Regions from separate parts of the Mus musculus genome. Here regions 1 and 2 are each linked to region 3. Evidence: chromatin loops called from intact Hi-C (ENCODE). Cell type or tissue: left cerebral cortex. All regions are shown on one strand.

Region 1 (8,000 bases), 460 kb before region 3:
ACAATTGTCCAGCTTTGGGGTGGAGGCCTTTTGGGTTGACACTTGGAATCTTCCTTTCCACATTAGACATGGTGACTGGAACACAAACAGACTTCAGAAGATAGACATAGAGTATTCTATATTTACACATAGATATGGAGTATTGGAGTTTTTAGAAGGCTGTATGGCAGAGCACCTATCTGCTTCTCTGTAAAAATAAGCTTTATCTCTTCACTAGCTTGCCATTTGCAAAGGAAACAGCCCAGAAACTACTTTGCTTTTTCTTTTTGAGACAGGGTCTCCTCGTTAGCGTAGCCTCGCCTTGAACTCATTATGTAGCTCAAGCTGGCCTAGAGTTTTCAGCAATCCTCTGACTCAACCCGAGTGCTGGGATTACAAATGTGAATCACAATGTGCCCACTATTCACAGAAACTCCATAGTGCAAAAGGAACACCCCATATTACTCTGCTCTTTCCACCCTCTCCAATGTCTATTTGGTTTCTTTAGAATTTCACTCAGGGGGCTGGAGAGATGGCTCAGCAGTAAAGAACACTGACTGTTCTTCCAGAGGTCCCAAGTTCAACCACATGGTGGCTCACAACCATCTATCATGGGATCTGATGTCCTCTTCTGTTGTGTCTGAAGAAAGTAATAATGTACTCACATAAAATAAAGAAATAATTAAAAATAATTCCATTCAGTGCCAGTATGCAAAATTTTCCAGGAAGAGGAATAGAGATGAGCATTTTGTACCCCAAATCCCAGTAAATGGTAAGACAAGTAAAAGGAGTTGCAACTGCGTTACTATTTCTGAAGAGCCTACACAGGGAGGATGGCGGCTGGGGTGATCTGTCTAGATGATGTTTTCTGTTCCTTTGACAAAGACAGAGGTTGAAGCATTTCTCCACTTCAGCATAGGGTGTTGATGATTTCCACCATGAGCAGCCACCATAGCAGAGGGTAGAAGGAAGTGGGCTGGGGTCTCTGGCCCATGTGTGCTAGCCCAGCTCCACGGGCTGATATGGGAGATGCTGAGGGCTTTCCAAAGTTTCAAGAGAGTCCTCTGGATTTTCATGAGAATACTGCTCTGTGTTTTCATCCACCCAAGTGTTTACTGAGTGCCTGAGCTAATGTAAGCTTGAACAGCAAGCAGACTAGAGTCCCCGACTTTGGGAAGCTTCTGCTCTAACTAAATAGGATGTTTTAAAACAGTAAAATCCCTTACTGACCGCATTAGATGGCAATATGTTCCTGTCCCCCTCTACGGAGAAAAATAATGCAGTGTGTTGGGTGGCAGGGGGCTGGAGATGTGTTATAATTCTGAACAAGATGTCAGGCAAGGCTCGTCTGTGACATAGCTTCATTCAGTCAATACATGTAATATTAAGCACTTATGCTGGAAGCCTAACTCAAGGTACTGAAGAGAGACTTCGGAATGAAACAAAGTCCTTCCCTCTAGAGTGAGACAGACGACACACAGACACCAAATGGCTAGCCAGTGATTCCTTGCAAGGAAGAACATAAACTACGGCAATTTGTAAGGGACACAGAATCTCCTGCTCCAAGTATGGGGAAGGCAGCAGAGAAATTAGCCAGGACAAAAGCTTAGAGGTATGATCAACCGAATCCAAATGTGTGGGGTGATGAACTAGTCCTTAGAACAGGGATGAGCCTGTCTGAATTAAACCCATGGCCAAGGACAGGCCCAGAAAAAGTGTGAAGCTCAAAATGCAATTTCCTTCTCTCTGTTTGAGAAACTATTTTCTGTCCCCATTTAATGTCTGAGCATTTCAATCTCTGAGCATTTCTTTTTCTTTCAAATTACTCTCTGAAAAGGATAACGTATTTGTTCCTAACATAACATGTTCCTAATGCTGAGAAAGGATTATTCCCCGAAAGGGTATTTGCATTTGGAACTGGAAGAACGTGATTATATAAATTTATACACCACTTGTTTGGGTATGGGGATATTTTTTTCGGGATAGTATAGTAATATCTTATTGCTCTTGTGACAAATCACCATGTTAAAAGCTCAATATTAAGAATTTATTATCTCACAGTCAAGGAAATCAGAAATTCAAATGTCTTGGCAGGAGTGTTTCTTGAGGTTTAGGGAGGAATCCATTTCCCTTTTCAGCTCCTAGGAGCTTTCCACAGCCTTGGCTGTGATCCCAAACCACTGACGTCAGTTTCCATCGTCATCCCTGTTTCCCTGGTTAAGGACCGTATGATTACCCTATGCCATTTAGATAGCCCTAGATAATGTCCCTATCTCCAGGGTATCTTAATCACACTGCCCTGAAGGAAGCACTTCTAGGTTCTAGCCATGGGAATCATTGTGAGCGGTAATTCTTCTCCTCATAGGGCATGCTAATCTGGGCTCTGTGAGTGGAACTATCCAACAGCTCCTTAGTTAAAAGTTGCTGCTTCTCATTATCTCTGTTGACACTTTGGGGATGAATAGTTTGATAGTTTTTCTGAAGAGTAGATCACCAAGCCAGGGACAGTGTCACTTGCCTGTAATCCTAATACTGGGGCGATAAAGTCAGGAGGATCAGAAAGTCAGCAGTGTCCTCAGCTACATAGTGAGTTCAAGGCCAGCCTGGGCTACATGATATCATCATTACATTTTAAGAACAAGCTCAGGTTGCTCAAACCAGCTGGGTAATTTTCTCTAATCTGACCCAGTATAGTTGGCAGAGAAGGCGGCACATGGCATTTGCATGTCTGAAGCTATTGTTTACTCAGAAGGTGTCTTTGGGTGGGGCCCTGCCACAACCTTGTAGTTTCTGATTTCTCTAGAATGTGAAAGGCAGAGACCTGAGTCAGGAATGTAAAAGAATGGGATTTATTGTTTTCCAAAATGTCTCAAGGAGGTCACCAGCGCTGCCCAGGGAATCCATTTGGTAGTTGTTTTCTCCTTTCTGATGCCCAGGGAACTATCTTGTTCCTGGAGTTTCCACCCAGCAGGCCCTGCACCTTGTGGGTTAGTTGAGGGATGACCAGAATCGCTTTGCTTCCTGGCCATCTTGAGGGAAATGGAGACAGGTCAGTCCTTCCACAAGCATCTTGTATTTTTATAAATCAATCTGATACAGGTTCCCACTCTGAAGGAATTGCTATCTGTCTTCTTCCTGTCCACATAGCTTTGATCTAATGTTATCTCCTCCTTTAAAAATCTGCTCTTGGGGGCTACATACTGAGAGCCTTTATAATTCACCATGGTGGGATTTTTCTCAAAGGTCTGTACTTTACTGATTTGGCAGGCATCTATTCACCATTACTAGCTTCTGTTGAGTTCAAATTAGATTTATTATTGAAAATACAAAAAGGATGAATAGATTCATGCCCGGTTAACTGCTTTCAGCAGTTGAAATAAAGATTTGTAGGGATTTAAAAATGAAGATATCTTTAATTTTGTTACTTACATTATACTAGATAAAACGATTCTGAAGAATACTGTTTGTTCACATGCGAATTATGAAAAATGTAGGGGGTATTTATTTCACTAACTCTAAATGAACTTTCCTAAACTAAAGCAGGAGACAGAATATTTCTATGAAGGGTGTTCCTGAGGAATTCACAGGATGGTTCCAATAAACAGCCTTGGGCTGGGCCTGGACAGTTGGCCCAGCAGCTAAAATCACTTGCTTTTGTTTAGCAAAAAAAAATCTGAAATCCAACTTCTGGGCACCTGATATCTGATGCTCTCTTCTGGCCTCTGAAGGTACAAGGCACACTGGTGGTGCACACACACACACACACACACACACACACACACACACATGCAGGCAAAACACTCATACATAAAATAATACATTGTGAAAACCAGTGGGCTCTGCCATTCTGAGGGCTCTTGTAGCCCTGCCAACCTCACTTTCTTCTTCTGATAGGCCTAGTCGCTGTGGCAATGTTTCACTGACTGTTGAGGCAAGGGAATGATACATAGTAGACAGATCATACTTTTGAATACTGTTGCATTACTGGAGTTCAGAACATTTTAGCTACGTTGAGGAGGATCTCAGCAGGATAGGAAGTTACTGCGATCAGATAACCAGACCAATACACCTATGTAAGAGCAGTGTGTACCATAATAGTTTCAAATAATTAGATATAATGGCATGCCTCAGACTGGCCAGTTGTTGAGGTATGGATTAAGCGTCTTTAATGTTTTCAGTTCTTATCAGTAGTGTATAACAAAACATGACTTAAAAACATTGCTTTAAAATGAAAAAATAGACAAAGAACCACTGAAGTCTTGCAGTTAAATGAGTTTGCTTAGGAAATAAAATATACTCTGGAAGAAACCGTTCCCAAAGACCTCAGGAGAGCTGTAGGGATAACCATCCCAGTTCTGCGTTTAAAAAGGCGATCGAAGCAAGTTAACATTTCTGCACCTCAAATCCCTACATTTTAAGAATTTGGATCTTGGAAGGAGTCCAACGTTCTCCATCCCCAGGATACAGCGAATGCTTGGAAGGGATGACGCCGCTAGCGACTCTAGGCCAATGGGTGGGGGGGGCCCAGGCATACTCGGTGTTCTCTTGTTCGGCAGGGTGGCGAGAGTGGTTCTTTCATTAGAAGCGCTTTTGCTCAGACAACCGACAGAGCCATTGGAGACACACATTCGGGAAACTGAGTCACACAAACCCAGAGGTGCAGACCAGGGAGCCTCTGTCACCCCAATGCGCAGGCGCGGCTGGCTGGGCTCGGAGGGTCTCTGAGTCCCGCCTTCCTCGCACCGTTCAACCACGTGCGGGGGGTGGGGTGGGGGCGGAGCTCCACGCTCGGACCTAGGCCAGTGAGCGGAAGTGACGTCGGCACAGAGCCATTTCCGGCAGGCCGAAACTAGGAAGAAACTTGGAGCTGCCGAGGCGCGGGTCGTAGTTGGCGCTCCCGTCCGTGCCCCGTGGCCGGCGCCGCGCGGACCTGTGGGGGCCTGGCCATGGGGCGGCGCCGTGCTCGTGCGGCCTAGACGTGCGGGCTCCGCTGACAGGCCGGGCGCTCGCGGGCGGCAGGCGGCGTGGCAGCCGCGGCCGCCGCGGGCCTGGGCTCCGGCATCATGAACATCGACGTTGAGTTCCACATCCGGCACAATTATCCTTGGAGCAAGTTGCCAACGAACGTGAAGCAGGTATGGCTCCGCCCTGCTTCTCTGTCGCCTGACCTGCGGGCCGTCGGGGGGCTCGGGGAAACTGGGCGTGCGCTGTCTCCCAAGAAGGCTGGACGGGTGTCCCCCCGGACTCGCCTGGTACCTCGGCCTGCAATCTTTATTTTAATAAAGTCCCCGGGCCCCCAAACTTGAGAGTGGTGGGAGAAGGGAGTGCAAAGCGACAGATCACACGTACCTCCTCTGGAGCGTTTCTGGGGGTTAGGTTGCCTGCTTGGAGTTGCATGTGTAACTGAAAGCATTTAAAGTTGGCCCTGGAAGACCACTAAAAGTTACTAAGATGAGGAACGAAGGCCCTCCACCCCCGGGAAGAGGGAAGAGTACGTCTCCGGAGCTGTGAACAATCACCAGAGTTCGGAGACGTGTTCCGATCCACTTGGAAATGTTGGCTGGATGCGTGAGGGTGATAGCTGCCGAGGCTGACAGAGCAGTCAGGCCTGATTTGGAAGGGTACGTGTGTGGTTTGTGTTGTCGGACTTCGTCCTTTACACAGCCTGAGTTTATAAAGGATCAACGGGAGCATGACCCGAGGGGTTTTGTTTTTGTTTTTTAATCGAATGCTTACAATGAATGGTAGTTTTACTCAGTCGTGTTTACTGAGCATGCAGATAGTTTAAGGATCCTGCCTCCACGGAGAGTCTTTTCTGTCAGAGACAGAGTAAATGGACTGGTGAAAGAAAAGAACGGATAGGTGGTTTGAACTTTTACGAAGGCCTTGATGTGTGTGCTTACATGTATAGTATGTTTACTACATGCAATGCAGGGGTTCGCTGCCCACCGTTTCTAAGTTCCTCTGATTTCTGGTTTCTCTTGGTGGTGGGCAGCAGGTATACTTTTGGAATTATGGAATGGTGGTGGTAATGTTTTTATGATTCTTGTGATTTACTTTGAGTCCTAGTTCTAGAGAACGAGTTAAGGGTCTGGTGGACATCACGTGACAAAATACTTCTAAGACACCAGAACCCTAGGTGTGTTTCAGGGGCAAAGGTCTATAGGTTGTCAAAGATGTCAAGTTTCTGAAACTTGAAAAAAGGAACAAGTCTAAATCTTTGGGAATAAGTTCCTCTTAAATTTGAATGAGTTTAGCAGATAGTTTTTGTTCTTTAGATACATATGTTCTGAGACATATTTGAAGACAACTAGAGTAAATAGTTCATTTCCTTTTTAAATAGCTTATACCCAACTTAAATAATTGATTCTATTAGGATTGGCAAAAGCCTTCCCAAACTTAATTGTTATTAATACAATCATAGGACAGTGCTAAAACTTAAGTTCAAATATAAACTGATTAGTTTCTGCGTGTGAAACCACTGAAAGGCCCAGTTCTGAGTCAGGCTAAGTGTGGCCTTTGTTTCTGCAGACCTTCTCCAGCCTTCCCCTGGTGTCCTGAAGTTAAGGTCTACTTTAGATGACATCACCCTTCTGTCTGCTTTCTTATCTTCAGCACAGGACCTTCTCATTCTCTCCACACTACTCAGTAGTGTGGACTGAGGCAAGCCCAGTTTTCTACTGTCTGTCACTGTCTATAAACCCCCAAGTTCTAGCCCTCAGCTGTGTTGTCCCTGTGCTGTCGCCCCTCACACACATCACAGCTGTCACCCCACCAAGCTGCCTTTTCTGCTTAGATTCTGAGTTAGGTTTTGTGCCCTAAGCATCTGTGTACGTTGTTGGTTTTAGTAGCTGTTTGTCAGAAGTAATGAGGCATTGGCTTGAGATGACTCCTAAAATGCTATAAAAATCACAGCTATATTAAGAATAGGGATTTCCTTATGGTAAAGAAAGGATGTTTTCGGGATTTTTCTGTAATTTCCTAATATTAGGCATTCATTGTTTGACACGTGTAGGAATAATATGTCTTTTGATATTGAAAATACTAAGTATGTTGATATGACTTCCAGTAAGTTTTGGTGGGCTAATATTCGGAACTGACTCATTTCCACATTTTGAAAAGCTGAAGGAAGGAGACTTGGATTAAAAAAAAAAAATCTTACGAGCTATTAGCTCCCCCTCCCCTCCACCCTGGTGTGGATGAGCTGAGGAAAAAACTTGTTTTGTTCTATGGGTTGCAACCAGCCTTTAGAGGGCCTTTTAATTAAAAAGCTGTAGATGAGGGCTGAGCATGTACTGGGCCTTGGGCTCCATACCTAGCATGGGAAGACAAAAATGTAGGTCAGGCCATTGTTTTTAGGAATTTTCTATAGTTTACTAATATCAGGCATTTATTGTTTAACACAATGAATGTATTTAAAGTGAAATTCTATGGTGGATCAATTTTTAAAATGTGGTTATTTTTATTTACCTATTTATATATTTATTTGTAGACAAAGTACCTCTGAGGATGTCTACATTGGGGCTCGTAGGTGCCTTGGGGGTAGGAAGTTTGCTTTCAGGGTTATCAGCTGCGCAGGGCGTGCTCTGTTAGTGCTCTTTTCCATCTCGCCTGTTCTAGTTCCTCTTCTGTGAAGCCCCGCTACATCCAGCAGCCTTCCCATGTGCAGCCCACAGTGTCCTAGTGGTGGCTGGCTTCCCCGTTCTCTGGGTCTGTAGTCTGTAGCCCAGGCACAGTGGTTTAAAATGATGGGAGAGTTGGAGAAGGGTGGAGAGTCAAGCAGTTGCTGAACAGATTTATTTTATATATTTCTTGAGGGAAAATGAAACATGCTCTGTGGTTTTAGGGGTTTGTGAGTCCTAACATGTTCACTGATGGGGCCGTTCACACGCTCCACACCTAGTCCTGGAGCTCACGTGGTCATAGAGTTCACGTTCTTCAGTGAGGCGCACTGATACATAATGCTAACTTAAGGGACTTGCTTTGAACCAGAAGGGCAACGCCTCAAGTTTGGAACTTGT
Region 2 (8,000 bases), 700 kb before region 3:
CAGGCCAGGTGAGGTAGCGCACACCTTTATTTCCAGCAGCCCTGGGGAGGCAGAGGGAGTGGATCTCTGTGTGGTTTAAGACCAGTCTGATCTTCCTAGAGCATTCCAAGAGAGACAGAACCTGGGGGATGTTGTGGTAAATCTCCACCCAAACATGCCCTGGCAATGAAAACACGACTCAGTTAATATGATTACATGCTGTGCGCCTAGATTGGGCAGATCTACCGCTACACTACCATCGTCCACATCCATGAGACCCCATAGAACTTGCAGTTTCTCCAGGCCATGCGCTTCTGCTCCGCTTTTCTTCTTCCTCCTCCTCCTCCTCTGCGTCCTCTCCCTCTTCCATTTTCTCCTCCTTTTCTCTCCCCACCTTCCACTCCACCTTCACTTTATCAGCCTAATCGTCAGCTCTCCTTTATTGTACAAATTAAGGTGGGAAGCAGGTTTATAGGAAATCACTTGAGTGCTGACTCATTCCTTGTTTGAAACCCCTCACAGGAGAACTGAATTAATATCAAATATAATTAGCCCCTGGGCTATCCACAACAGAGGGAAAATTGCATTAAGATTATCAAGGGGCAAATATATTCTTAGGGGAGAAAAGATGGTTTTTATTCCTGCACTGAAATACAGCTTCAAGCTGGGTGGTGGCAGCCCACACCTTTGATCCCAACACTGAGGAGGCAGATGCAGGCTGATCTCTTTAAGTTTGAGGCCAGCCTGATTGTCTATAGAGTGAGTTCCAGGACAGCTATGGCTGTTTGAAACCCTGTCTCAGAAAACCAAAAACCAACCAAACAATTTATATGTGTGTGTGTGTGTGTGTATATATATATATATATATATATATATATATATGCATAATAAATAAAACTATATATAAAGAAAGACAGCTTCTTAGGGCTTAATGGAAAGAGTCGTAGCAAAGGGGAAACACCCTGCTTCAGGGGAGTCGCTAGACAAAGGTACAAGCCTGCAATCTCCCTGTGGCCACATTCATATGTAACCTGCTCTTTTTAACCTAATGCTTATGAGATCTGTCTAGACAGTTGAGCAAAACAGGAAATGAGTTACACTGTCATAGCTTCAGGGAATTTAACCTCATGCTTTTCCTCTTGAAGTTCAGCCTAGTTTTAAAAAAATGCATGCCTTCTCTCCAGAGAATTTGGGGACATTTCAGGAACTATAGAAATTCAGGGCTTCTCTCAGGGAACACAGATAGCTATTTCAAAAAAGGAAATGGGAACGTGATTTTATGGTGGTGCTTGGACCATAAACTGCACACAGTCGTTTGGAGGAATGCGTTTACCGGCTTCTTCTGGATTCCAAGGATGAGTTCCTAGCAGATTGACTCTGACCTCCTCAAGGAGGAGCTCTGCTGGGTGACTCACTCATTCTCTGTGCTGGAAGCAGTATGGTGTGTTATCTCATCAGAAGGCCCTTGAAGGCCAGTTTGTGACAAGGTAACTAACATCACCCCACGGAGACACTTTCTATGTGCCAAGCACTGAGCTAAACATAAGTGTTACATCATTACATCCTGTTGTTTATGTTGCTGTGATAAAACTCTCCGCCCCAAAACAACTGAGGGGAGGAGTGTTTGTGTGGCTTACACTTGCAGGTCACAGCCCATCACTGAGTAAAGTTAGGGCAGAGAGACTCAAACAGAAACCTTAGAGGAATGCTCCTTGCTTGCCCAATCGCCGCCTCATACTTAGCTAGCTTTCTTACACAGCCCAGGTCCTCCTGTCCAGGGGATAGTGCCGCTCACAGTGGGCTGTGCCTTCTACATCCATTTGCAGTCAAGACACTCCATCAGAGAGATGCCCGTAGAACAACCTGTTAAAACCATTTACTCAATTGAGACTATTTTTCAGGTGATTCCGAGCTGTGTCCAGTGACAGTTAATGTTAACTAGGATATGCATATGCATTTAACACTGGCAACACTCATAACCTGTGATTACCATGATGATACTAATTTTCTTTCCTTCCCCTTCCCCTTCCTCTTCCCCTTCCTCTTCCCCTTCCCCTTCCCTTCCCTGATTTTTAAAAATTATTTTATTTACATTCCAAGTGTTGACCCTCCTCCTAGTATCCCCCCCCCAGAGTTCTTCACCCCATCTTCCCTCCCCTTAGCCTTTGAGAGGGTGCTCTTCCACCCTCTCCCCATCCCCCACCCCACACCCATTCCACTCACTAATTTTCTAGCTGAAGAAACGGAACTTAAGGTTGAAGAGTTTGCAAGGGTTTGCATGTGCATTTAAATCCTGATTCTAAAATCTGTGTTCTTAGCTGATGTATTAATTTTCAGAAAAAAAAAATACTTGACAGCAGCAGTTTCAGAGAAGAAAATTTGAGCTCTGTTTCCTGGGTATCAGTCCACCATGGCAGAGAGGTCAAGAGTAGTTCGTGTCATGGTAGGCAGGAAGCAGAGGAAGTGGGAGGCAGGAAGAGGTCAGGGCAGGATATGTTCCCAAGAACATACTCCCAGGGACCTATTTTTTTCCAGCTAGTCCTTGCCTCTCACCTCTCATCACAACCTGATTACGCCATTTTACTATGACTCCACCAAAGGATGGATCCCTTCATCAGGTCAGTGTCCTTAAGAGCTAATAGTTTCTGGAGAGACTCCAACAGACAGATCTGAGGGTGTGCTTTATGCTTTACTAGGTGCCTCGCTATCAAGCTGATAATCAAAATTAATCGTCAAGAGATGGTATGATGCCCTAGGTAGCATTTGACATAAACCGTGGTCATCTGGGAAGAGACGACCTCAGCTGAGGAATCGCTTCCATCAGACTGCCCTGTGGGTGGGTCTGTAGGGCATTTTCTTAACAATTGATGTGGCACTGTGGGTGGTGCCACTCCTAGACAGATAGTCCCGGGTTACACAAGAAAAAGCAAGCTGAGCAAGCCGTGGGAAGCGAGTCAGTTAGCAGCATTCCCTCATGGTTACTGCTTCAGCCCCTATCTCTAGGTTCCTGCCGGAGGTCCCTCACTGTCGGGCTGTGATCTGGAAGTTATATGCTTAAATGAACCCTTTCCTCCTCAAGTTGAGTTTTGGTCACGGTGTTTATCACAGCAATGGAGAAGGAAAGAAGGACAGTATGATCTATGACTATAGAGCTGTTGTGAGAAGTGAACGGGAGCTTTGAAGTAAATTGATCGTAGTGCTTAGTCCGTAATACACATCACAATTCCAGTTAATAGTTACACATAGCAACCAAAGGATGCTGTTTTTCATCTTTGTCTTGTGAAAGAGACAGGTGCTCAGCATTCCTAAATCTCTATTGAAATGGTTTATACTCAACGTTTTGCATGCAGTATGATGGAAGTACAGTCGGGGTCACAGCTGGTTGGGAGTTCATGAACAATGGGAATCGGATCACACTAAAATAAAGTCTAACTGTTGCTTCTAATAGTCTAAGACATAACTACACAGCACATGTAACAAATGCTTTGTAAGAGTCACCCAAAGACTGTTGAGACACATTTCTTTTTCTTAAGGAACTAGCAATCAAGTAGAGAGTACATTAAAAACAAACAAACAAACACTCAGATAGTTACATAATAAGTTAAATGGCATTATAAAAGAATTAAAAGATAAAATAATAAATTTAAACCATGGTGTGTGCATCCAGATCTTACTTTGCACAATATAGTGGTGGAAGTCATCTCTGAGTAGGTGACATTTAGCAGTGAGAAAGGGCCTAGGAAGAAGGGACTCCATAAAGGCACAGAGATTAAGGGTAAGAACTTGATAAATTCAAAGACCTGAACGAGGGTGACTGTCTGGAGCATAGCAGGATGAGGGCATTCTGGGCCTTTCGCCTCATACTGGGTCCTTTGCCAGGGCGATTTGGATGTCAACTCCTCAAGAAAGGTTTGGTAGCTGAAGAGATTGGCAAGACCCATGCTTATATGGGACCTAGGGACTACTGAAGCTGGAAATGCAGGTCAGGGTACAATCTGGTCGCTAGGTCCTGGAAGGAAGCCAGCACTCTGATGGGATAGTCGGAAGAGAGATTAACAAACTGGGTAAAGGTATGGGCAGAGCTGGGAGGGGCAATGGAGGATGTAGTCGATGTAGTTGGCTAAGGTCATTAACGCTGGGGATCTACAGCAGGCAGTGTCCCAATCACCCTGGCACGTGAGCATGTATGTCACTGTAACCAGCAAGGCTGACTTTGCAGATGAGATGATGTGGGATCAGCGAAGTAAGTATGCATGGTGATAATCCGGGCGACTTCATTGGTGAGTTGCTAATCTTATAATACATAGTTTCAACTCGAGTATAGAAAAAGTTGGAAAATACATCTTGGCAAGTATTCTAGTGATAGAGCAATGGCCTAGTACTGGCAAGGCTCTGGGGGGGGGGGTTGGGGGGAAAAGGGAGAAGAAAGGGAGGAAAAACAGAACCAAGATTTTACTGATTAAAATTACTGAATATTATAAATAGGGAAACGATTCAACTAAATATAAAACTGCGAATTAGGGACAATGCTCTTTATGAGGCCACAGCCATGTTCCAGTCAGGGTAGCCTGAGTCTGATTATTTATTACGAGTGTATGTTTTGCATGGCTTCTCTACAGTGTTGGCTGCTTTTTAGAGATTGCTTCTATTTCGCAGGCAGATGGGGCTGTTGTCCACATTTTCCTATCCAGCCTACAAGACAGCAGCTATAAACCAGCATTCTTTGGGGGCTGAGATGATTATATAAAATCATGAGCAAGCACGATGTTTGCTTCGAGGACTGGAAATTCACCTTTGAAGGGTGTGGCATCCAGTTCCAAACAGCAGCCTGGATAAGCGGCAGCCGGTGATCTGAGAAGAGGAACAGATGCAAGACTGGAGACTCAGTGTGTCAGGGCAGGCCCCTTTGTACATGCTACAGACCCTAGAATCTGATGTTTGATCTAAAAATTTTAAAGTCAGAGCCAGATTACTGAGTCATGAGGTATTTTAGGACAATGTTTTATCAGTCCCTGCTTTGGGTCTTTGTATTCCCAGGAGGGCCCAGCATACTGGTCATTCATAGGCTCAGTTTAAATGAACCCCACTGCTACTGAGTGCTCTGAGAGAGCTCTACGTGTTCCCCAGGGCCTCAGCTTCCTCCTCTCAAAAAATGTGACATGAAACAGAACCCAGGGACTGGAGAGATGGCTCAGTGGTTAAGAGCACTGACTGCTCTTCCAGAGGTTCTGAGTTCAAATCCCAGCAACCACATGGTGGCTCACAACCATCTGTAATGAGATCTGACACCCTCTTCTGGTGTGTCTGAAGACAGCTACAGTGTGCTTATATATAATAAATAAGTAAATAAATAAATCTTAAAAAAACAAAACAAAACCAGAACCCAGTTAGCAGAATCTAGAAGATCAGGCATTTATCATGCCTAGGCCAGTGCCTCAGCTCCCAATACAAAATCGGCGAATAACTTGAGTATTGATGGACTTCTCAGTTTACTGTCTCAGGTGCCCACCTGCTTGCCCTCTCACCCCTCCTTCCCCTTCTCTGGTTGGTTTGTTTGTTTGTTTTTCCTCCCTGGAGATAGTCTCTCTATGCAGCTTGGCTCTCTTGGAGGTCACTATGGAGACCGATTGTCCTTGAATTCACAGAGACCCAGCTGACCTCTGCCTTCCCATTGCTGGGATTAGAGGTGCGTGTACCACGCCTGGCAAGGAGCTTTCCTCTGTTCAGTGTGACCAACAGTCCTATGAGAACTTGCTGCTTTCACCCCATGCTGTGCATGCACGAGGACCTGGGTGCAGAAAAGCTGACTCAGTAAACATGTTAAATGTCAGGGTGGCTGCACTACACCATGTATACCTGATTGCAGAAGAGTATTTTTCTTTTTAATTTTTTTCTAGTGAGCATAGGAATAGTAGGTTTCGTTATGACATTTTATATATATTAACTATTTATATGGTCTTATTTACCCTCCATTATCATTCTTTTCAATAATTAAAAAAAATTCACTTAACATCCTGGTCACAGCCCCTCTCCCTCCTCCCAGCCTCACTCTTACTAATCCCTTCCCCCAATTGCCTCTCCCCTTCTCCTCAGAGAAGTCCCCTTGTTATCCTCTGCTATCTGTCCTCATCTCTCCTTCTCTATTTATTTATTTATTTAGAAATTTTTATTTATTTATTTATTTATTTTATATATACTGTAGCAGTATTCGGACACACCAGAAGAGGCATCGGATCTCATTACAGATGGTTGTGAGCTGCCATGTGGTTGCTGGGAATTGAACTCAGGACCCCTGGAAGAGCAGTCAGTGCTCTTAACCGCTGAGTCATTTCTCCAGCTCCCTCCTTTTCTCTTTTAGTCACCCCCTTTCCTCCATAGTTCCCCATATACTTTCAACACATATGCACATGCATGCACACACACACACGCACACGCACACATGCACACATGCACACGCACGCACGTGTGCACACACACACTCACTGTTCAACCTAGCTTCTGAATAGGAGAAAAAAATGTGATATTTTATTTCTTCCCATTAGACTGTGGATTACTGTAAATATTGCTTTACATCTCCGTAGTTTTACCCTAGTATGTGGGGCTCTCAAATATGATCTGCCATCTCTTTGTTTCTTGGTTAATTTTTTGATATCAGGTCTCATATGTAGCCCAGGCTAGATTTGAAGTTGCTGTCACTTTCCTGCTTCAGCTGCCTGAGAGCTAGGATGACCGAGTTTGTTTTCTCTGAGATAGGATCTTGCCAGGTTGGCCTCAAACTTACAATTCTCCTGCCGTAGTGCTCCTCTCTGGCCTCTCCATCTCAGAGCTATGTAACATGACTTACTTACTTATTGATTGATTGATTGATTGGCTGATTGACTTGATGGACTTAGTCCCACACATTCAGCAGACACGTCATGATGAGCCAATTGGGAGCAGCTTGCTGGGAGGTCTCAGTTTGGACTACAAATGTGAAAAGATGATTTTCTTTTTAAGTATTGGCTCCCAACTAGATCATACGGCTCTTTCCAAGTCTACTTCTTTCCTCTGATGACTTTCAGGTAAAATCTACTGTTTCAGGCAACTTTTTAGCTCCTGAGACATAAATCTGGTTTCAGTTTAAAACAGATGTTTTCTGAAAAAATGGTTGATACCACTGGCTTAAACTAGCACTATGGTGAGGCGTGAGCTGGCTGTTTCTCTTTGTCTTTCTCAGGCCCATAACACTAAGCAGAGAACACCAAGTGGACCCTAGTGAATCACAACGGGTGCTTCTGTAAAGCCTATCCCAAGTTGGACAACCACAGGGATGCATCTTACCACACAGAAAGTGTCAACTCAGTCACTCTTCTCTGTGAGTGCCATCACAGACTGCGTCATCACACCCATTTTGCAGATGAGAGAACTGAGGCCTACCCCAGGTTGGCACACTGTCCACCGTAACCAGAGGGCCGGGCTGGCTGACTCTATAGTCTGTATTTTGGATGCTCTGTTGCCTCTTGGAAGGAAACAGGGGCTGTGTAGAATCATTCTGAAGTGAAGAAAAGGCTGACTTGTAAAATATAATTAAAACAACCCAAGGCAAGTTGGGGGAGTGCAGGAAGGGTGAGCCACACACACTTTCACGTGGGTGGGGAACGGCCGCTGTCACCGTCACTGGCATCTGCCAAGTCTGGTTCATCAGGATGTGGCAGCTGGCTGAGGGCCTCTGGTCGCCACTAGATTGTGCCCTCCCCCTGGCCTTTGCCTTCTGTCCCCGGTGCCTGGAGACACCTGCTTCTGACTTTCCACGCCCTCCTCTTTCTAGGAGGCTGTGTGAATCAGCGGCTGAGAGAGACTAGCTCTGGGCTGCCTCTATCTGTGTATGTAGAAATAAATGCATAAATAAATGGCCTTTAAAATGAAAAACGAAATGATTTCTTTTTTTTTTTTTTAGATTTATTTATTATATGTAAGTACATTGTAGCTGTCTTCAGACACTCCAAAAGAGGGAGTCAGATCTCGTTACGGATGGTTGTGAG
Region 3 (8,000 bases):
TTACCCACAATAAGCTTGGGTCCCAATATAAGAAGAACATCTGCACCAATATACAAAACTATTTGGAATAAAACTTCCATTTTGAGGTCAAGTAAAGTTTAAGATCCCAAGACCTCCCTGGGAACTGACATCCTACCTGGCAGAAAGAGACATGTACGCGGGCAATCCTGGTGGGTAAGTTAAGACATGAATGTTAGACAAGGCATGCGTCTTCTGCCACAGTTGAATAACCCAAACAGTGGGAGCAGAATAAGAGTACAGCGAGGGCATGTTCCTGAGGAAATCCCCTAAATCCTGACTAGAGAAATAACGTGGCTCAGATTTTTGTGGCTCCCAAGTCTGAACTGTGGCCCTGATCAATCAGTTCTGGGGCTCAATAAACTATCCCTGTCTGACTGAGATTGGTGTCCATGAGGTGACTCCTGGACCCCAGCAGTCAGTAGACCAAGAGTGAAGCTCAACTAGGGGCTGTCATGTAGACTGTCTTAGGGTTTTATTGCTGTGAAGAAACAAAATGATCAAAACAATATCATTATCAAAATGGCAGGAAGCAGGGCAGCAAGAAGGCAAACTTGATGCTGGAGGAGCTGAGAGTTCTACATCTTAATCCATAGGCAACAGAGGAAAGACTGAATTTCACACTGGGTGGAGCTTGAGCATAGGAGACCTCAAAGCCTCCCCCTACAGTGACCCACTTCTTCCAACAAGGCCACACCCACTCCAAAGGGGCCACACCTCCTAATAGTGCTATCCGCTGTGGGTCAAGCATTCAAACACATGAATCTATGGGGGAGGTAAGGGGGATAAGGGTACATACCTATTCAAACCACCAGACCAAGTAACATCGTACACAACATTTTCACAAGACCAAACTTGATACAATACTCAAAATAAACATATACTTCTGGCTATATTTTGAAGTATTAATTTATGTCTCTCCCATTTCCTCCTTTGTATCATTCATAATCAGTCTGCTCACTCTCCATCACCCTAGTCGGGATGGAGCGAAAAACAGCAGTAGTTCCCTGCCTGATTCCCTGGATGCCTTCCTAAACCTTGGAATCACGGAAGAATTCAAGACTAAATGAAAAGCCACAACGAGAAGGAAAGCTGGCATTGGGGACTCGGGATTTTGGAGAGAAGAAACAGACAGAGGGGGAAACGTGGGTCCTGAGTGAAAGGGAAACAGAGCCACACCTCCTAGTCCTCGGGTGTGCCTGGAAAGACTGCAACGCTGGGAACCCGCAATGGCGAACCAGAGGCAGACAGTAGTGACCACAGTTTACCAGGGCCACCTCCCTATACCTTAGTGTCATGATACTCCTAAAATCAGTACAGGATGAGAGCGTGCAAATCCGTGGCTCAAGCGTGAGCAGAGAGGACCCCAGGAAGGAAGCTAATTTTCCATCGGCTGAGAGAAGTAGAGCCACGAGACCAGGGTTCACACTGATGGAAGTAAAGAAGCCAGTGCTCATTGCACAGACTGTGGCTGAGTGTCCAAAACCACGTACAGCCAAAAGAAAGGAACCCACCAGCACAGGAGAATACGCTACCAATGAGAACCCTTGAGCTAGCAGAAAAGAGGGTAGTGTACTCTCAGATCGTCTCCCAGCATCCTCAGGGCACACATGCTTAGAACAGCTGGCAGCACATTCAGATTCTGTTTCAGAATCCATTTGTTGGGAAGTGATGTCTCTGTGGTTACAAGTGCGCCCTCCTCTTGCAGAGGATCGCAATTCACTTCCTAACACCATATCAAGTAACTCTAGCCTGTAATTCTAGCTACAAAAGGCCTAACACCTTCTTTTGGCCTTTCTGCCTCCCCCAGCCTCCCCCCACACATGAAAATAAATATTTTTCCAAAAAAAAATCTAATTAGAGTGTGAAGACCCAAAGAATCTTTCACACTCTAATTAGTGATCCTTGCACAATCTTTGCCCTTCTGGTGCTCAGCACCGCACAACACATTTATAGAATCAGAAGACATTTGGCCTTGCATCTTCCAGCTAAGATGTCAAGTGAGTTTTTGGCTAACTTTGGAATGTTACTGAAAGGTAGTCCTAAAGTGGAATAGCTACCAATACCCTTATACATGTGGGGATGATTGCAATCTCTTGCATGTACCCCACTAAGTCAAAACTCAATGCACTCTTATTTTGACTTCACCTACCAGGTTTCCAAAATGCCAGCAGCCTCTCCAGGGCTACATTACATAGATGGGAGTGGGCCAGAGGGGAGAATGAACAGCACGGCACGGTGATCCTTACGGCTTTTGATTAAAACATTGCAAACTTTACAAAGACATATGACCCACATGTAAGGAGATTGCTCAGCACACACTCCGTCACACACACACAATTGGAAGGGGCCCATGCAGGTGAACATTTCTGAAACTTAATCTTTAAGAACAAGTGTGAGACTGTGGTGGTGCACGCCTTTAGTTCCAGCACTTGGGAGGCAGAGGCAGGTGGATCTCTGTGAGTTCAAGGATAACCAGATCCTGAAAGCAAAATAGCCCACTCTGAGATGTCACTGACTCACTACTGCATGCACCCTCTCATTCAGGCACTGTGCAAAGCTTCAAGGGAGGGAGAAGTGAGGGCCCTTGTTACAGAAGAAGCCACTGTTTGACAAGGATATCTGACCTGCGCCACCTGTGAGACATGAACAGAAAACTTGTAGCATGTTAAGGAAGAGCTATAACTTTCTATAGATTTAATGGTAGAAGGGGGTGGGGAGAGGCAGAGAAAAGTGACTGGGAAACATAGGGGCTATTCCTTAGGTAAGTTCAAAGATGAGGGGAGGTTCCGTGCAAGTAAGAGATGGGTGTGCCTTCTCTTCAGCCTTCTCCGAGGATATGATAGGTCATCGTCTTCAGTGATTCCCGAAAGTTGTCATATGAGGATTGGCCAGGTGTGTAAAAAGCATCTAGTGAGCCAAAGGAAGGTGGAGAGAACGCCCACACAGCTCTGAGCCAGAGGTGAAGATTTTTTTTTTTTTTTTTTTTTTTTTTTTTTGCATTTCTTTTTGGGAATGTCACCAGCTAAGTGGCCCATGCATGCCCCCAGTGGAATCATGCGGTACTACAACTATATATGGGTTCGGTGCACCACTCTAAAAACCAATGTTTATCACACAGTGAAACCTATGTACTATTAATGCGTTCCTGGAAAGAGCTACGTTTGCTTACCTGGGTAGTCCGTGACAGTAAAGGGCATCTAAGGGTGTCGAGTAAGGCCTGTGGAAAAGGTGCGATCCTTGAAGAGCTTTAGACTTGCAAACCCTCCAGGACTTTTGTCAGTTTTGACTGCTCTGTGCTGGCTATTGCTGCCCTCTAGCGACAATATTTTGAAACAAAAACACTCAAACTACGAAGTAATTTTCCTTCAGGTATTTCTTCAGCCTTTCATTTAACAGTTCACTTACACGTTCTTTATGTAAATACATTATGTCCAACTCTGTGTGGCAGTACTCATGAAAATAATAATGAAATACAGTAAGGGAGAAAGTCCAGCTCCATCCCCTAGCTCTTGGAAACAAACCAACTCCCTCTGGGGAAAGATAGCCAGCATGAGATGAAAAGATTTCGACTGTAAAATTCTGCATGGTGATATGGAATCAGGCTTGTCTTACTGAAGAAGGACAGGATGGGACAAAGAAGTCCTGTGAAGGCACTTGTTGTCTCAGGTCTGACAAGTATGGTGGAATAACAGGGCAGAAGTACAGTTTTCTGGGCACAGAAGAGGGGTAGAAGTGTGTGTGTGTGTGTGTGTGTGTGTGAGAGAGAGAGAGAGAGAGAGAGAGAGAGAGAGAGAGAGAGAGAGAGAGAGAGAAGATCTTATCTAATGCTTAGATCTGTATGAGGTACCTAAGCAGCTCTGGAGAGAGACTGTGTGGTCTCAGTAAGAAAGACTATAGACAATTGTGTTTGGAGGTTTATAGGAATATGTATGACCAGGGATTGACCCCAGACTCTGGAGCATACTAGACAAGCACTCTACCACCCCAGAATTGTTTTACTTGCATGAGCTGAAAAGATGCCTGCTACCAGACAGAACATTCCACACGTCAAGAGCAGAGTGGACACTCCTGTCAAATGCACATAGAACGTTCCCCAGAACAGACCATATTCTAAACTATGAGAAAGGCTCCAGTAAGTCTACAGGAGCCCAAGTCATACAAAATATGTTCTCTGACAATGGTAGAGTACATTTTTTAAATAAACTGAAATAAATAAAAACAATAATTTGGAAAACTTTTTTGAGTATATGGAAATAAAGCAATGCAGCCTTAAATAACCAGTGAGCCACGGAAGAAAAAGGTATAGATAACCCGAGTCCTCAAGCCTGGTGGGAAAAGGATGCTCTCAATGGGAAAGTGCTAGAAATAAGTCCCAGGTTGAAAAGGAAGAGACTACTATTCCAACCTAATTGTCTGGGCAAGGCAAACTTCACCTCTTGATCAAGAGGGTGTGCTTAGAAGAGAGAACACACAAACACAGGAAGTGCATTTGGCTTGTATTCTAACTCAGGTGGTAACTGGGTCTGTTCCCCAGTCTGGAGTCCAGCCTCACAGCCTTAATTAAGGGAACTGGCACACAGGAAATATTGAAAGCTGAAAGGGGTCAGGGTTAGAAGAAGAAAGAAGTCACTGCTACAGGATATCAAATTCCTGGAATACAGCAATGGACCTTTGTGTAAACAAAGGGATTACTGGGTAGGTGGAAAATTAAAACATTTGCATAAAAGTCTGACAATTGGGGAGAGATAAAAAAGATTTCAACTTCTGTCCTAAACAGAAGTTTTCCAGCATTTGATAGAAAAGTCTCACATTTGATTTTTCTTATAGGGCCCACGTAAATGTACTACGGCTATAGCTCATGAATATTCATTTCACTGTTTACATTTACAGACCTATAAGTCAATACGCTAAAGGATGAGAATGGCCTGGCAAGACGGCTGCACAAGTAAAGGAGCTTGCAACCAAGTCAGACAACCTGAGTTTCGTTTCTTCCTCAGAGCTCACATGGTGGAAAAAGAGGAGAGACACTGCAAGTTGTCTTCTGACCTTGACACCTGCACTATGGCGTGAGTACGCTGCCCCCTAAAAGATAAATGTGTTTTACAAAAGACAAGAGATTCAGCAATTATGAGATTTTGATGATTTTGCAAAAGACCTGGGTTTCGTTCTCTCTTTCTACCATGTGGGGTCTGGGAATCCTGGTTGTCAGGCTTGGTGGCAAATAACTCCCTTACCCTCTGGGCCATCTCTCATTAGAATAGCAATTCTCTCAAGGTGGTTCGGGTAATCAACATTTTCTAGACAAAGATTCCCATTTTTGAGAGTTGACATGTTTCCCTCCTTGGATAACAAGGCAGCCGTGATGAAAATCTTTGCAAGAAAAGGGAATAAGGAAGCTTTATAACATTTCATTTCCAACAATAAGGTGGCTGGTGCTAATTTATAAGCAACACTAGAGTTTTGGAATCCTTTCTGTAAATTCAATCCACTGCAAATTCACTTTTTAAAAAAATTACGAGCATCGCTAAAGAGAGTGTATAACGTTTCCGGAGGATATCGACTCATTTCATGAGTTTTAGTTCATAGAATTACTAAGTTTCCTAAGTACAGACTAACCATAACAAAAATGGCTGCCGCGGTTCCAGAAAGCAACCCACTGCACCCGAAATTCCATTCCCTGATCGCAGTAATACTTCGAGATCTGGCTTTGTTTATTGACGTCACTTCCGATGCGCCGTAGCGGAGCGAGTTTAGCTCTTCCGGTTGTAGTGGAAGATTTGCAGGGAGAGAGCAGCCGGAGAATCTCGCTGATGGACGGCGACGGGGTACAAACACTAGCGACATGGAGAGAGAGTGTGAGGAGTCTGTAGTTGTCGCAGTTGTGACTGAGCCCCGGTTCACGCAGAGATACCGAGACTACCTGGAGGAGCAGAAACTCTTGGACAGGCTGCACCGGGTGGCGAAGCTGCGGGATGGCGCGGTGGCTCTGCCGGTGCTGGCGGAAAGCCTTTCTGAGCAGCATCTGCAGGAGCTGAGGGATCGCGTGGCCCCAGGCAGCACTTGTGTGCTGACGCGGCTCCCGGATCCTCTTCCTTCCAAAAAGGCCCGGGTTCGTTCACCTGCTCAGATACTGTGTCTGGAGGTGAGGCGTTGGGTGGAGGACCGCGGAGTGACGTGGTCCGCTGAGTTGGAGGCAGATTTGCCCCGGTCTTGGCAACGGCATGGTGACCTAATGCTGCTTAGTGAAGACTGCTTCCAAGCCACGCTGTGGAAAGGTCTGGAGCCAGAACTCTGGGAGACTGTTGCCTCGGCCCTGGGAGTTCAACGTTTGGCAAAACGAGGGCGGGTGCTACCTGATGGGACTCGAACTCCGTCAGTGACTCTGCTGCTGGGTGACCATGGCTGGGTAGAGCATATGGATAATGGCATCCGGTATAAGTTTGATGTGACACAGTGCATGTTCTCCTTTGGAAACATCACCGAGAAACTTCGAGTGGCGTCTCTGTCCTGTGCTGGAGAGGTGCTGGTGGATCTCTACGCAGGGATTGGTTATTTTACATTGCCCTTCCTAGTTCATGCTGGCGCTGCCTTCGTACATGCCTGTGAATGGAATCCTCATGCTGTAGTTGCTTTAAGAAACAACTTGGAGATCAATGGAGTGGCAGACCGGTGCCAAATACATTTTGGGGACAACAGGAAACTGAAGCTCTCAGACATTGCAGATAGGGTGAACCTCGGGCTCATTCCCAGTTCTAAAGAAGGCTGGCCCGTTGCCTGCCAAGTGCTTCGGAAGGACGTTGGGGGTATTCTGCATATCCACCAAAATGTGGAGTCTTTCTCAGGAAAGACTCCACAGCCACCTGGAAGCAATAACGTGGAAAAAGAGCACTGGCCTCGTCCCCAGAAAATCACCACTGATACACAGGGAAATGGAACTACTGAGAATTTCAGGGGGGAAATATCATCGGCCAACAAACCAGAGTGGTGGAGATGGGCAGAATCTGCAGAAACTCAGATCGCCTCTCTTCTTCATCAAGTGCATGGGAAACCATGGAGGACACGAATCTTGCATGTCCACCCAGTGAAATCTTACGCCCCTCACGTGGATCACATAGTCCTAGATCTAGAATGCCGGCCCCTGACCTCTAGTTGGCCAGAAGGAGTAGATTTACTGACACAGTAATTGCCAGATGAGTGCCTCATCGAGGGCTGTGTTCTCACCCTTCTGTTTTCTGGTGACCTTTTAAAGTGATCTGTGGTCTGAAAATGAACTCTAGATCGATCCAAAGTTGTCTTCTGTTGATCACATTGAGAATGTATTAAAGTATCAGAGGAAACCAATGTGACTCATTAAAATAGGTTTCACCTGTGCAGACATGAATTCTGCATTTTTTACCTTAGCTTTCAGTGATATGGCCTTAATATTCATTTGGTCTTGGATTTATTTGCATATAGAGCCTCCTTGAATTGGATCGTGTGGCTTTTTTTTCTAGTAAGTCATACAGACATTATTACATGAAATACAGTATTGGTCCCACAGAGTACTAGCTACATTATGTGAAATCAACTGGTAAGCCAAGATCAAAATAGGGAAACCAGTGTCCATTTCTACAGATGTTTTGTAGTTTGCAGGTACAAAGTGACAGTGGTTTGCACTAAAGTGGTAGCCATGGGGTCTTGGAAAATAATAGGTTGGAGAAAAATCAGTGTGACCAAGTTATGAACTCCAGACTGAAGCATTAATGTGATGCTGCTTTGATACCGAGACTAAATTACATAGGAAGGGGCAGTAAGTAGAGGTAACTCAAATTCTATAGCATTTCTCAGTGGAGTGTCTGTGTGTGGGTGTGGTATTAAAGTATTAAATATTAGATCTTTTTTATTTTATGTTAAAAAGAGTTAAGGCATAACTCATGCCTGTAATCTCAGTACTTGGAAGGCTGAAGACAAGATGATTGCTATAAGTTCAAGGGCAACCT

The links. A loop is a pair of places that touch in the nucleus more often than their neighbours do. Peaks named below come from ENCODE experiments on the same cell type or tissue, not always from the same donor. Only the 100,000 strongest peaks of a DNase experiment are listed, where the experiment ranks them.
Region 1: a loop joins it to region 3, with 3 times the contacts of the local background. A loop is called at or near these places in 6 of 42 quality-filtered maps.
Region 2: it touches region 3 in a loop (4-fold over the local background); 14 of 42 quality-filtered maps call a loop at or near these places.

Annotation. Positions count from the first base shown.
Region 1 is chr15:58,410,664-58,418,663 of GRCm38, forward strand. It overlaps Fam91a1 (family with sequence similarity 91, member A1), which reads left to right and starts at 4,805. Exons shown (of 24, transcript NM_145959.3): 1 at 4,805-5,114. The coding sequence starts at 5,043. In left cerebral cortex, no CTCF peak of the experiment used is centred here; DNase peaks (open chromatin) are centred at 1,652, 2,180, 4,058, 4,743 and 2 more places; H3K4me3 peaks cover 2,216 bases; H3K27ac peaks cover 1,386 bases.
Region 2 is chr15:58,163,859-58,171,858 of GRCm38, forward strand. Gm36112 (a long non-coding RNA gene) reads left to right here and starts at 2,270. Exons shown (of 3, transcript XR_003951636.1): 1 at 2,270-2,597; 2 at 4,129-4,222. In left cerebral cortex, CTCF peaks have their summits at 4,627 and 5,319 (motif pointing left); DNase peaks (open chromatin) are centred at 1,386, 4,013, 4,688 and 7,638; H3K27ac peaks cover 326 bases.
Region 3 is chr15:58,866,892-58,874,891 of GRCm38, forward strand. It overlaps Trmt12 (tRNA methyltranferase 12), which reads left to right and starts at 5,758. Exons shown (of 1, transcript NM_026642.2): 1 at 5,758-8,000. The coding sequence starts at 5,864. The coding sequence ends at 7,204. In left cerebral cortex, CTCF peaks have their summits at 1,717 and 3,194; DNase peaks (open chromatin) are centred at 1,679, 3,117, 3,274 and 5,726; H3K4me3 peaks cover 1,718 bases; H3K27ac peaks cover 1,333 bases.